3 separate regions of the Homo sapiens genome follow, and regions 1 and 2 are each linked to region 3. The links are chromatin contacts, found by Hi-C in ENCODE. All regions are on one chromosome and are shown on one strand. The core of a region is the stretch at or near the end of the contact, and the rest is flanking DNA. Distances in the headings are between cores, read along the strand shown. Region 1 has its middle 34 kb from the start of LINC01747. Region 2 overlaps LOC124904963 (a long non-coding RNA gene). Region 3 has its middle 170 kb from the start of SSTR4.

Region 1 (4,291 bases), core at 1,063-3,562, 140 kb before region 3:
TGATCTAATCGAAGACATACCCTCCCCAAATCTAAAATATGTAACACACTCAACGGCCTCTGCTTTGTTGATTCTGGGAACTACACCAAACACAGTTTTGAGACACTTGCTATTTCCTTTCCATCTAGAGCCACTCCTCACTCTCCTCATATTTTCCCCTGAAGCTGTTGGATTTATTTCTAAGCTCTGGAACCTTGAGTGGGATGATTCATATTCCAAGTATTTTTTCCTTTTTTATACATTTCTTAAGTTATATTTTTCAAGGAATTTGTCCATATCATCTAAGCTGTGCAATTTATTGACATCAAGCTGACCATAATGTACTCTGACCATTCTTTTGATGTCTCCAAAATCTACACTGTTGCTTCCTTTTCCATTCCTGATATTAGAAATTAGAGTTGTCTCCTTTTTCCTTGATCAGTTCAGCTAAAGTTTCATTATCTACATTTGAAATCCAGACTCTGTCCCTTTTCCTTGTCCTCAAATGCAATTTGGTCAGAAGCTGGAGGATTTACAGGACTGGGTGAAGTCAGCGTTGGTTGAGGAGGGGAGGGTGCAGATGGGGTCAGGAGCAGAACTCTGAAGGTCAGGAGGCTGATAAGGAGGGAATTCAGTGACTCAGAACTGGGTGGATGCAGCGCTGAAGTGTAGAATAGCCATGGTTACACACCCTTCCGCAGTTGTTATAGGGATATTTCCTGGTAATGTATTGTAAAAGGACAATTTCCCAGTATATTTTGCTCAAGTCTGGAGAACTGAACATTTACGCTCTACAGCTATGTATTAAACTCACAGGCACTTCAGACAAGTTGAGATGTATAGTGTAGATCTCTCTCTAATATGGGGAAGAAGCGACACAGGACTTGAGACTCCAGAAAGGGCAGAAGAGCTGCTTCTTCAAAGCTCTGTCTGTGTAAACCATAGTTACCTCTGAGATGTCGGAATGATGGTGATTCTTAGTTTCCAGTGTTTTACCATGGCATGCGTTATTATTTAATAAGAAAACCAAATATTTTATTATTATGCATGCTACAATTTTGTGTACTAGGAAGTGTGCTAAACAGAAAGAAAAATACCAATAAAATGAGTTGTAAATGAGCTGTAAATAATATAAATGAATAAAATCAAATATATAAAATAAAATAATACAAATGTGAGGCCACGATGAAAAACAATGTATGTATATAAAGCCTAAGCTTCTTTTTATAAGATACCAAGGCCTTCCCTTTGGTCTCAGATCAGACCAGAATAGAGCCCTCAGTCTGAACCTCGGGGCATTAATTTTTAAGACTTGGTTCTTCGTTTCAATGATGACATGCTTGCTTGGGTTACGCAGTAGACACTGCACCCGTGTAATCTGGAGTTGCTAGCTGACCTTCCCCTGAGATGCACAGTGGAACAAGGACAGTTCATTCAACCTTCTGCAGAATCCTGAGTAGATGAGAGAGCCAAGTGGAAAGATCTGCTGAATGTGAATCTTTAAAATTGCAAGCTCCTCCAGGTTGGCCACATGCGCGTGAAGGGTAGACCACCCTCTCTCTCTCTATGTGTTCTTGATTTAGCCACTTGCTTTTCAAGATTCCTTTGTGCCTGGATTTAAAATGGGAATTTGGTCTGTCTTATAATTTGTGAGGTAAGATCTTTAAAGTGAGAGACAACACTGAAAGATAAATGTATGAAGAGATGATGTTATGCATTCAAATTTAACACTCATCAAGAACACATTAGACTGTCCCTTAGAAAAACCCACCAAGTGCAGTTGTTTTGGCTTCTTTCAGGGTCTGGGATCCCTTTGTGAGCCTCATGACGCAAGGACCTTTGCTTCATAAAGAAGGCACGAAATGTGACTTTAGAAAGCTCATGATTTCCAGAACCCAGAGTGGATCCTGGTTCAGAACGACTGCTCCAAGGGCCACACTTCTGCGCAGGTTTCCCCAAGAGTGCATTTGGAGGAGGACTTGAGGGATGCTCCCTGGTGCTCCTCTGTCAATGCTTTCTTTGTTTTATTCTGCTTTACTCTAGGTCTTCTCAGAGCTCTCAATATGGTTACATGCATGGGGAATCTTGTTTCTCAAACTTGCTCTTGGAGCAGAGTTGCAGTGGGGGAAGTGTGGTCTATGGGCACAGCTCCCACTAGGGCCTGCAGCTTCCTGGTTCAAGCAGAAGCCTTGCAAACATATTCATCTGGAAAAAGCATAGCACAGAGGCCCCAGTTGCAGAGATGCTCCGGAAGCCTGAGGTATGCACAGGGCTAGTGAGCTAAGAATATTCCTCTGTCGCCTTTTCAAGGACAAGGGAAGCCAGGGTGGAGACTGTGCTGAGCTAAGGTAAATATAAAACAATCCCAGGGCGGTCCCTCAGAGGAAGGCTTAGCTCCCCGGAGCCTTGGGTAGAGACGCTTCCTGCCTGCCTCGGGGAGTCCTCCTGCCAGGAAGAGGCCTCAGACTCTGCTATGTCTGGCCCTGTGGGGTGATCCCACGTGCTGGGAAGGAGGGAAAAGCAGGGTGGGGTGGGGCACCCTGACATTGTTTCAGATCTCCTGCAGTACGCCTCACTACATGATAAAGCAAAACCAGACTTTGTTTTAAAATAAAATTTTTATTTTAGATTTTTTTTTCTCTTATGGCCTTCCCCAAAGACAGATTTAAAAGAAATTATTTTATTATGGAAAATTTCCTGCAAATGCATGCATCAACTTCCATGCACTCGTCGCTAAGGTACTCCTGACCCGTGTCCTCTGTAACATCCAGCCCTCCTGCAAGGCCCCACTGGACTATTTTGAGGCAAAGCCAAGTATCATATAATTGCATCCTTCAGCATGTATTCTAACAGATCAGGGAATATAAATCCATACTGTGATACCATGAGCATACAAAAATATCATCACTTCATGTTATGTAGTAAGTTTCAATTGAGACTTGCCATTTCCTCATTGTTTCATGAATGCTTTTTAACAGGATTTTGTACAAACAGAATCCAAACAAGTTCTGCATGTTATATTTAACTGATATGCCCTAAGTTTCTCTCTCTTTTTTTTTTTAAAAAAAAAAAAAACAACAACTGAGGCTTAAAATGCCTGGCATACTGTCCAATGATTTAATTGTGTAGCTTCGTGAATGTTTAATAACGCCTATCTAGAGTCACATTGCACTGCTCAGATCAAGATGTGGACATTCCCAACTCCCCACACCTCTGGCTCCTTCCGGTCATCACCCACCCACCAGAGGGAATCTGTGTTCTGGCTTCCCTCAACACAAGCCCTTTAGCCTGTTCTTTCTGAAAAAAAAAAAAAAAAAAAAAAAAAAACCACCAAAAAAAAACTTTAATGTTAGTTTCAGGGGTACATGTGCAGGTTTGTCGTATAGGTAAATTACATGTCTATGTCTTGGGGTTTTGGTGTACAGCTTATGTTGTCACCTGGCAGATAAGCATGGTACTCAGCAGGTAGTTTTTCAATCCTCACTCTCCTCCCACCCTCCACCCTCAAGGGGTCCCAGGTGTCTATTGTTTCCTTCTTTGTGTCCATGTGTACTCAATGTTTAGCTCCCACTTATAAGTGAGAACATGTGGTATTTGGTTTTCTCTTCCTGTGTTAGTTCACTTAGGATAATGACCTCCAGCTCCATTCTTGTTGCTGCAAAGATCATGATCTCGTTCTTTTTTTCTGGCTGTGAAGTAGTCCACCTCTAGCCTGTTCTTAAAATTCATAGAATCTTACATACAGTGTGTGCTCTTTCCTGTCTGATTTCTTTTGCTCAGATTCCTGCCTGTAGACTCTGCCATGATTTTGCAAATGTTGCAGTTGTCATTTTTTTTTGTAGTACTTCATTGGTGAATGTGGTTTTATTTTGCTGTCTGTATTGATATGGATTGCTTCTATGCTTTGGCTAGTACTAATAATGCTGTTATGAACATTTCTGCCCACGTTTTCTGGTAACATAGCACTCCCCTATGAAATGTTTCGACCTCAGGGTAGGTACACTTTAGCTTTCGGAAATGTCCCCAAGTAATTTTCCAAAGTGTATGAATTCCACTTGTCACACATCCTTATGAACACTATGTTATCTTTTTGTTAAAGCCCATTTTGATATAGAGTAAAAAGATTATCCCCTTGATTAAATTTAAGGTAGGCTCCTCTGAGTTCTCCTTTCTTTAAATTTTTTAATTATACTTTAAGTTCTAGGGTACATGTGCACAACGTGCAGGTTTGTTACATATGTATACATGTGCCATGCTGGTGTGCTGCACACATTAACTTGTCATTTACATTAGGTATATCTCCCAATGCTAT
Region 2 (4,001 bases), core at 747-3,246, 170 kb before region 3:
AAGAATTTACAAAGTGATACATTTCCTGTATTTCATTAACCTGCTTATGTGAATTACTGTTATTTTCAAACCTCAGAAATTAGCTGCAGCTGCTCTTAAGATTAAATCTGGAGAAGCCAAGATAGAACTTGGAGTTGAGTCTCGCAGTGGCAACCGGGTCTAAGGAAGGGTCACCTGGCTAGAGCTGGAGTTGACACCCAGCCGGTCCAGGAGGGGCCGCTCCCACCAGGGACTCCAATCAGAGGTGAAGGGTCAGGGTGAGGAGAGAAATGCTCTCACTTCCCTCTTCCTCTCACCTCCATCTCTTGACATCACTTCCCGTTGGATGAACCTAAATGGAAGCCAGTAGGCAAGAGAGCCTGGAAAACAGCGTTTGCAGGGGGCGGTTGTGAAATGGATCTAAAGGCAAACAACACGTGATGGACACATGTTTCGTAACCACTGATAGAGAAAAAGGCAATAGAAAAACATTGATATTAACTTAGTAGCACTTTGGATAATTAAAGCTAAAACAAAATCAGAAGCCAGAAGAGCTGTATATACTTACAAACAACAGTGCAAATGTGTGTGCAGCACCTGTTGGGAGGCCCTGGCATTAATTCTAGGTCCCTCCATCCTTCTCTAGGGGTGAGCAGCCAACAGGGTGGTGCTTTCTCTACTAGAAGAGTCAACAGCCACAACCCCTCACCCCAACAGCTTCAAATGACATGCCGAGAACAGCACGTAGAATCCCCTTATGTTTACATGGTGTTGGTGCCCTTTGAAAATCTGATTAGCTCTTTTAATTACCATGGACCCTTTCAGCACTTAGCTGGTAAATAGCTAACTCTAATTAATAACTCTCTGTATGCTTGGGAAATATCACTTATTTTACTGTCTGTCCTTCTGGTGCCAGTGGCTGCCAGAGCTCAGCACCTGGGAGTGACCCCACTTCACTGTCCCCTGACCTTCCACTGTTGCTCTGCCTCATTCCCCTAGACCCTGAAGCTTCTCCACCTGAGGGGAACGGGATCAACTGTGCAAACTGCCCAGAAAGCAGGCATGCCAGGGAGCACTTCCTGGACTGTCTGTAGTGAGCTCTGTGGACAATGGGTGTGTTTTTCTCTTTAGGGCTATAGATAAACCACCTGACGGCCAAGCTGTCTGAGCGCTATGTGGTTCCACCATACGGAAGCATCTGAAGAGCTGGCGAAAAAGCTGCCAGCACCCTAGGGGGTAGAGTTCGCGTCTCTGACTGCTGTCCCATCCCTGCTCCCAGAGAAGTGCCTGGCATGTAGCAGGGCTGCAGTGTGTCTTTGTGGATGGAACAAGCCCTGATATTTGGGCCAAGCAACCAAATGCCAGGCTGGTGGTCCCACATAAGTGTGGTGGAGTGGGTCTGCCTAGCCACCCACCAGCTGTTAAGGAGGAAGCGGTGGTGCCTGTGGTCCATAGAGCCTGAAGCCTTAGTTGGTGGTTGATCTGCTTTCTGGGAGGATCAGAAATTCCCAAACTTTAATCAAGTAGCGTTCCAGATGAGTCCAGCGACTCTGCACAAAAAAACTGGAAGCCCTCGAAGGAGACCTAAGTTCAGATCAGGGCTCACACGTTTTCTGGCTACTGGATGTGTTTTTCTATTGCACAGATTTGCAGGCGCTTTAAATGAGAATGTGTGCCCCGGCACTTACTAAGCACATCAGCGAAAGCTTCACAGCGCACCATCAGCCAGGCCTGCTGCTGCTAGACCCTCTGCCAGACACTGAGAAGGAAGACGTTTGTGCCCTAGGTCAAAGGCAAACCCTGGGTCCTAGGGAATGTCATTGAGGTTTGCTTAAGTAAAATGTTTTCATTTAGGTTATCTATGCCAATAAAATGATGCAAAATTCATAAAAGCAGGTGGAAGCAAAATCGTGTCTGAATGTAGGACCCTCTTCTAGTTCCCTTTTGAAGCAGCCGCTTAGGCCGTCTGCAATTAAGCCGATTTGACAGTAGAGGGCAGCAGAGGGTGCCGTTTCAGGGTTCATTCGGCCGCACAGGCACAAGCTCCCTACCGGCTCGGCCTCAGCCGGAGGCCCTGGCAGAGCTAACAATGGCCGGCTCCGCCAAGGCGCGAGCAATGAGCTGGATAAAGTCTCAAGCGACCCCCAGCTCAGGCCTGATGGAGAAGCTGGTTATGTGCACAGCCTCTAACTCTGACCAACAGCAGGTTAGGTCAGAGGCAGGACTAAGGGGAGACACATTCCCGGTGTTTCTTTTCCTTGTCGGCATGTCCAGGGTGTGGGGCAGCTGCCGGATAACCCCAATTGGGGTTATCGTGGTGTTCAGGCTTCCCTGTCCCTCCTGCAAGCAGCGAGCAGTACCTTGAGCCTGCAGGGAACATATGAAGATGAAGAACCTCATCTTCTAACTCCTCCAGCTCCCAGAAAGCTTGCCTGGAAGCTTCCTCCTTGGGCATCCTCTCCCGGTGGGGATGGCTGGGCATGGCCAGACAGCCCTTCTTCCTTCCTCTCTCCATCAGTGCTGAGATGAGCACGGTGAAAATATCCAACAATGGGGAAGAGAAAAGATGGAGGCAAAATGCAAGCACTTGGAGAGGAAAGAGGGCCTGGGAAAAAAAAGTGAATCACATTTTGAGCCATTTTCCTTGTTTTTTGTTTCTAAAGATGCTGTTGCCCTAGCTCTGAGTATCAAGGTTAGTAAGTGATCCACGCAAAGACAGTGGGACTCTGGTTCCTTGTAGAAACCACCGATGAACCCAAGCTATTTTATTTTTTTAAATTTTATTATAAGTTCCGGGATACATGTGCAGGATGTGCAGGTTTGTTACGTAGGTAAACGTGCCATGGTTGTTTACTGCACCTATCAACCCATCACCTAGGTATTTAGCACTGCATTCATTAGCTAGTTATCCTGATGCTGTCTCTACCCCTGCCCCACGACAGGCCCCAGTGTGTGTTGTTCCCCTCCCTGTGTTCATGTGTTCTCATTGTTCAGCTCCCATTTATTATTATTATTTATTTTTTTGCAAAGTGAAAGCAAGGTTATTAAGAAACTAGGCCAGGCACAGTGGCTTACGCCTGTAACCCCAGCACTTTGGGAGGCTGAGGGGGGTGGATCACGAGGTCAGGAGTTTAAGAGCAGCCTGGCTAACATGGAAACAAAACCCCGTCTCTACTAAAAGTACAAAAAAAAAAAAAAAAAAGAAAAGAAAAAAAAATTAGCTGGGCGTGGTGGCAGTCGCCTGTAATTCCAGCTACTCGGGAGGCTGAGGCAGAGCATTGTTTGACCCCAGGAGGCGAGGTTGCAGTGAGCCTAGATCATGCCACTGCACTCCAGCCTGGGTGACAGAGTGAGACTCAAAAAAAAAAAAAAAATGTAAAGGAATAAAGGAATGGCTACTCCGTAAACAGAGCAACCCCTAGAGCTACTGGTTGCCTATTTTTATGGTTATTTCTTGATTATCTGCTAAACAAGGGGTGGATTATTTATGCCTCCCCTTTTTAGACCATATAGGGTAACTTCCTGACATTGCCATGGCATATGTAAACTGTCATGGCGCTGGTTGGAGTGTAGCAGTGAGGATGGCCAGAGGTCACTCTCGTCGCCATCTTGGTTTTGGTGGGTTTTGGCTGGCTAATTTTTTTTCTTTTTTCTTTTTTTTTTTTAATAAGCAAGGTCTTTATGATCTGTATTTTGTGCCGACCTCCTGTCTAATCCTGTGACTTAGAATTCCTTAACCGTCTGGGAATGCAGCCCTGTAGGTTTCAGCTTCATATTACCCAGCTCCTGTTTAAGATGAAGTTGCTCTGGTTCACATGCCTCTAACATTCCCTTTTATAAGAGAGCCCTTAATCCTAAGGGTTGCAGAGGGACAAAGATCCATCTTCTGTAACTTCTTCAGGCTGAATAGGGGCAATGATATTGTCTAACTATGAGGGTCTCTTGCATTCAGGGTAGAGAGGCAGCTCCCACTTATGGGTGAGAACATGCAGTGTGTGGTTTTCTGTTCTTGTGTTAGTTTG
Region 3 (4,213 bases), core at 1,237-3,736:
CCACTGTTAGACCAAAAGCCAGAATCCTTGGCATGGACAATGGCCTGGGTACAGCCAGGATTTGTTGCCAGCCTGGCCTCCCTCGTTCTGCTCCCTACATCTCTGTGTTAGCCACACTGGCCTTCTCACAGACTCTGGAGCATACCGTGCCATCTCCCACCACAGGGCCCTTGCACATGCTGTTTCTTCTGCCTGGAATGCCCACTCCATCACATCCTGCACAAATATATTGGCCCCACTTAATTCTGTACATGTTTAAGAGCTCAGGCCTAAGCTTCACTTCCTTAGGGAGTTCTCTATCCAATGGATTCTACTCCAGTTTAGACCAATTGCCTTCTCCCTCTGTGTAGTAATGATTGGCTTAATATTTGTCTCCACTAGAGTAGAAGCTCCATGGAAACAAGACCCTCACCAATGTTGTTCTCCACTATGTCCAAGAGGCCCAGTACAGTGGCAAACTCATAGCAGAAACACAATAAAATAGGTGTTGAATGAGCAAATAATGAATTAATTGGGAAGTGGGAGTAGGGGATCTTGGGTTCTAGTCTTTCTTTCCCTTCCTCCCTATCTCTCTCTCTCTCTAACTCAATGAGCAGTATAATCAAACTAGGTAACAAGTAGAAGGGGTAAAAATACAGGGCTTGGGTAGTAAGAGCTGCAAGACATGGGACAGAGAAATCCATAAATGTCCAATGTATGCAGGCAACCGAAAAGCCCTCAGCATCTGACATTTCTCTGAGTATGGCAGAAATCTAAAATGTGTCAGTGGCTTGGCCCCTGAGCATTTAGATTTTTGTAGGCTACCACACATTTGGGCAAAACTACTTCCAAACTGCTGGGCCATGTATAGATTACTACTTTCCTGGCCTGCTTTTAACATTTATTTGTAGGAGGCAAGACTGAGCCAATGGTCCTGAGGGCCCCACGGTAGGCCACCGAGGGCTCAAAGAGTCTGGCGGCACCATTGGCTCATGTGCATACCCAGCAAACTCATGTTCTTGCATCCAGCTTTGGAGCTGGTGGGAGACACTGGATAAGGACTCTGTTTTCAAGGAACAACCACTGTGAGCTAGCTTAAGTCGAAAGGGGAAATTTGTATCTCCAGACTTGAGACCATGTCTTATAAAGGATCAAAACCAAGCACACAGCCAGGGCTGCCTCCCTCTGGACATCTTATTTATTCTCTCTGATTTTAGAGAGCTTTGGTGGGTGTAAGATGTGACCCTGCTCCTTCCATTTAAGAGACTTGCCCAGATTGGGCATCTGAGTCCCGTCCTGAACTCTCAGAACAGGACCCCGACAGGCGCAGCTGCATGAGGGTCCACATACAGCCCAATGAACCATGGCCAGGGTGGAGAGGTAACCATGAGCAAACCACAGAGCTCCTCAGATCCACTCCTGGAAGTTAAGGGGGCTGATGAGCTGGTGGCAAGCTTGGTAAACACGCTAAGAGGCTCTGACAGTATGATGCCTATCTTTGGAATGAAGGGTCTGTACTGAATGTTAATAGAATCAGCAGTGGGAAACTCCAAGTAAGGATGACCGCCTTTTTACGACATATCATCTGGTTTATTGTACTGTACACGGTGAGTGCATTATACACGGTATGAGACTGGAAGTCCCTGTGGTAAGAAACTACGTGGTCTGGTGTTCTAACAAATAACAAATATTCTACTGGGGCTCAAAAATAAGTAATAATGACATCATCTCCACGGCTTTTTCATTACTGACACTAGCATGGAAGCTATTCTTCATGGCTTAAGTAATCCCCAGTAATCAAAACAAGGCACCATCTTGCTGAAGAACCCATTTGCTTTGCTGCTGGGGAATGTTGTCATGTGAGGAACTGAAGCGTAATGAGAGTGACTCACAAAAGGGTTTCCACACGGAGAGAACAGGCCACCATCTCCAGCCTTCCTTTTGTTTTCTATGCCCATAAATTTGATTTTATGCACCTTGCAGGGTTCATAGCCACCTGCATTCTCTTTCCATTGAGGATGCCCTCTGCAATCCTGGTCCTTAACCCAGAGAAAGAGCGCAGGAGTATCAGGAGTCCGGATGAAGTCTGAATTATCAGCAACTGAAAGTTGTGGTGTCAGAACACAGCAAGGCCGGTCATGAAGCTGGAGCAAAGAGGGTGATGTCACACTAGTGCGTGCCGACTATGAGCTACACCGACTCACACAGGCCTCTTTTATTCCAACAACAACCCCTCGAGGTCAGTATTAAGTTATATAGCAGCAATGGGTAACCACTGAGTCATTTAATGCACAGATGTAAATTTGGGGACAATTTTTCTTACAGTAATGTGGGGAGCAGATTCAGCAGCACACACACTGGAGGCAGAATGTTTATGTTCTGCAGAGCAAAAAATAAAAAAAAAAACCCTTTCAACCATCAAAAGACCAGGCAAGTCTTGCTGATTTGCAGGACAGAGGGGCTTCTGGCAAGATGTGCCTGGAGCCAGGGGAGCGGCGCTGAAGCCTCAGGGATGCGCAGGGAGGGGCAGGATGTGGTGTGCATTGCCCTGGAATCATGTTCCTGAGCCTCATCAAGGAGGAGCCGGGTTTCCTGGAGCAGCCGCCCCTGTGATGACACGAAGGAAAAGGATATGATCAATATCCTTTCTGAAAAGGATGGAAAAACGGCACCCTCCCCTGGACTCGCACACATTTTTTTCTAGCTCAGCAAGAAAGAGTGAGGTCCCCTCAGCCTCTGCGCACATCAGGGTGACAAAGGTGGACAATGTCTGGTTCGCCTTTCACCTTCAAGGCCAATTCTGGGACTTACAGAGTAGGTGTCAAAATTGTATTTTAAGACAAATGCACTTGGTACTGATGTGCTTAATGGCTCCATTTTAGACATTTTCCACAATTCACACTCACACCTGAGGCAATCAGTATAGAAAAATCTTGGCAGAAAAGTGAACAGGTGACAGGTTTGGGTTACCTGTGAGTGTTTAATTGAAGGACTGTGGTTTCCTTACTCCTTTGGCTTCACACAGATAATTAAAACTTGAAAGTGCTTTGAATATTTATTCATTTTTTTCACCAACAGCTGATGATCATTAAACACACAGAAAATTCACAATAAGTATTTGGTCAAGCCCTTTGTTCTTCCTGTTCGTACAAACCTGCAGGGTGGTTATGAAGATGGATGCGCTCTGGGTATACATTGGTTTTCAACTCTGCTGAAGGATCAGACACCCTCCCAGATGGAACAGCCCCACCTCTGGCTATAAATATTATAACCCCAGGGATTTCTAAGGAAATACATATTCACTGCTGAAGGTCCCAAGTGTGAATTTAGCTTAAGGAATGTGGAACGGCAGCCCCTGCCTTTAAACTTTATAATAAGGGTCCTTCCTGGAAGCGCAGCCTCCCGGGCCCACGCGACGTCTTTTCCTGGAAAACCAAAGACCTCAAGAGCTGCCGTGGCCAGGGCAGGCTCTCAGGTCTCTTTGGCTCTGAGCTCCTTTTTGTAATTCAGCTTCCTGACGCCTGCATGAAGATGCCAAACACGAAAATGGCTATTGTCCCATTCTAATGGACAAAAGTCCAGACAGGAATAGGCCTTGAAAAAAATGAGACTCTGCCCTGTTTTTGGCCAGTCCTGACACTAGGATCCTTCCTATAATACTCAGGTGAGGAAAAAACAAGTTACATATTTTCTTTACCTGCAAATACTGTGAAATAATAAAACTTTAGAGCATTATTAAACTTGCACTTCAGAAAGAAAACTATTGTATTCCCACATTTTGATTCCAACACACACCCTTCCCTTCCACCCTCACATTCTTCATATTCCTGAAATTGAGATGCATCTTACCCTCAGAGTTTACATTTTATGTCATGCTCCTCTCTTGAAAAAAAAATCTGTTATTGAGTTGGTTCTTTGTCTTTCATCTTATGCTATCTGAATTAGGGAAATGTGCCATGTGTTTTTCACCATCCAATTAATTTAAACACAAATATGCTCAATAACTGCAAAAGGTGACTCTAATGAGCTCTGTGGAAAGCATTTATTTCTTCCTAGACACAGAAATTTCCATCCTTATTCAGTTGGTCTTTCACTTATTTTTGTTCTGTTCTTGTAGGAACCCCATGTATTTCTTAGCCCACCTTGATCTTTATTGGGCTGTTATATTGCTTTTTCAAGGACATTATTATTGTATGCAAAAAGTCCTTATTCTCTGACTATGACTATGCTCTGC

Evidence for each region. Hi-C counts contacts between places; a loop is a spot of excess contacts on that map. Pooled maps may share reads with other maps.
Region 1: a loop to region 3 is called in a map of heart right ventricle, with 7 times the contacts of the local background. The contact joins two enhancer-like sites. A Hi-C loop is called at or near these places in 13 of 168 maps with a recorded cell type or tissue (Right ventricle myocardium inferior, cardiac septum, dorsolateral prefrontal cortex and 5 more) and 11 of 50 pooled maps.
Region 2: a map of heart right ventricle shows a loop between it and region 3 (4-fold over the local background). The contact joins two enhancer-like sites. A Hi-C loop is called at or near these places in 11 of 168 maps with a recorded cell type or tissue (PC-9, cardiac septum, endothelial cell of umbilical vein and 3 more) and 15 of 50 pooled maps.

The regions. Positions count from the first base shown.
Region 1 is chr20:22,717,064-22,721,354 of GRCh38, forward strand. No RefSeq gene overlaps it. Among named protein-coding and RNA genes, the nearest start is that of LINC01747, 34 kb to the left of the region's middle. Within about 2 kb of position 2,313, at least 5 of the 41 ENCODE cell types and tissues checked have a DNase peak (open chromatin) inside an H3K27ac peak, as active enhancers do; they include heart left ventricle and heart right ventricle, where a contact is called at or near this core.
Region 2 is chr20:22,689,840-22,693,840 of GRCh38, forward strand. LOC124904963 (a long non-coding RNA gene) reads left to right here. Exons shown (of 2, transcript XR_007067729.1): 2 at 1,625-1,871. Among named protein-coding and RNA genes, the nearest start is that of LINC01747, 6.5 kb to the left of the region's middle. RefSeq lists a silencer at 1,966-2,065. Within about 2 kb of position 1,997, at least 2 of the 41 ENCODE cell types and tissues checked have a DNase peak (open chromatin) inside an H3K27ac peak, as active enhancers do; they include heart right ventricle, where a contact is called at or near this core.
Region 3 is chr20:22,859,610-22,863,822 of GRCh38, forward strand. No RefSeq gene overlaps it. Among named protein-coding and RNA genes, the nearest start is that of SSTR4, 170 kb to the right of the region's middle. Within about 2 kb of position 2,487, at least 6 of the 41 ENCODE cell types and tissues checked have a DNase peak (open chromatin) inside an H3K27ac peak, as active enhancers do; they include heart left ventricle and heart right ventricle, where a contact is called at or near this core.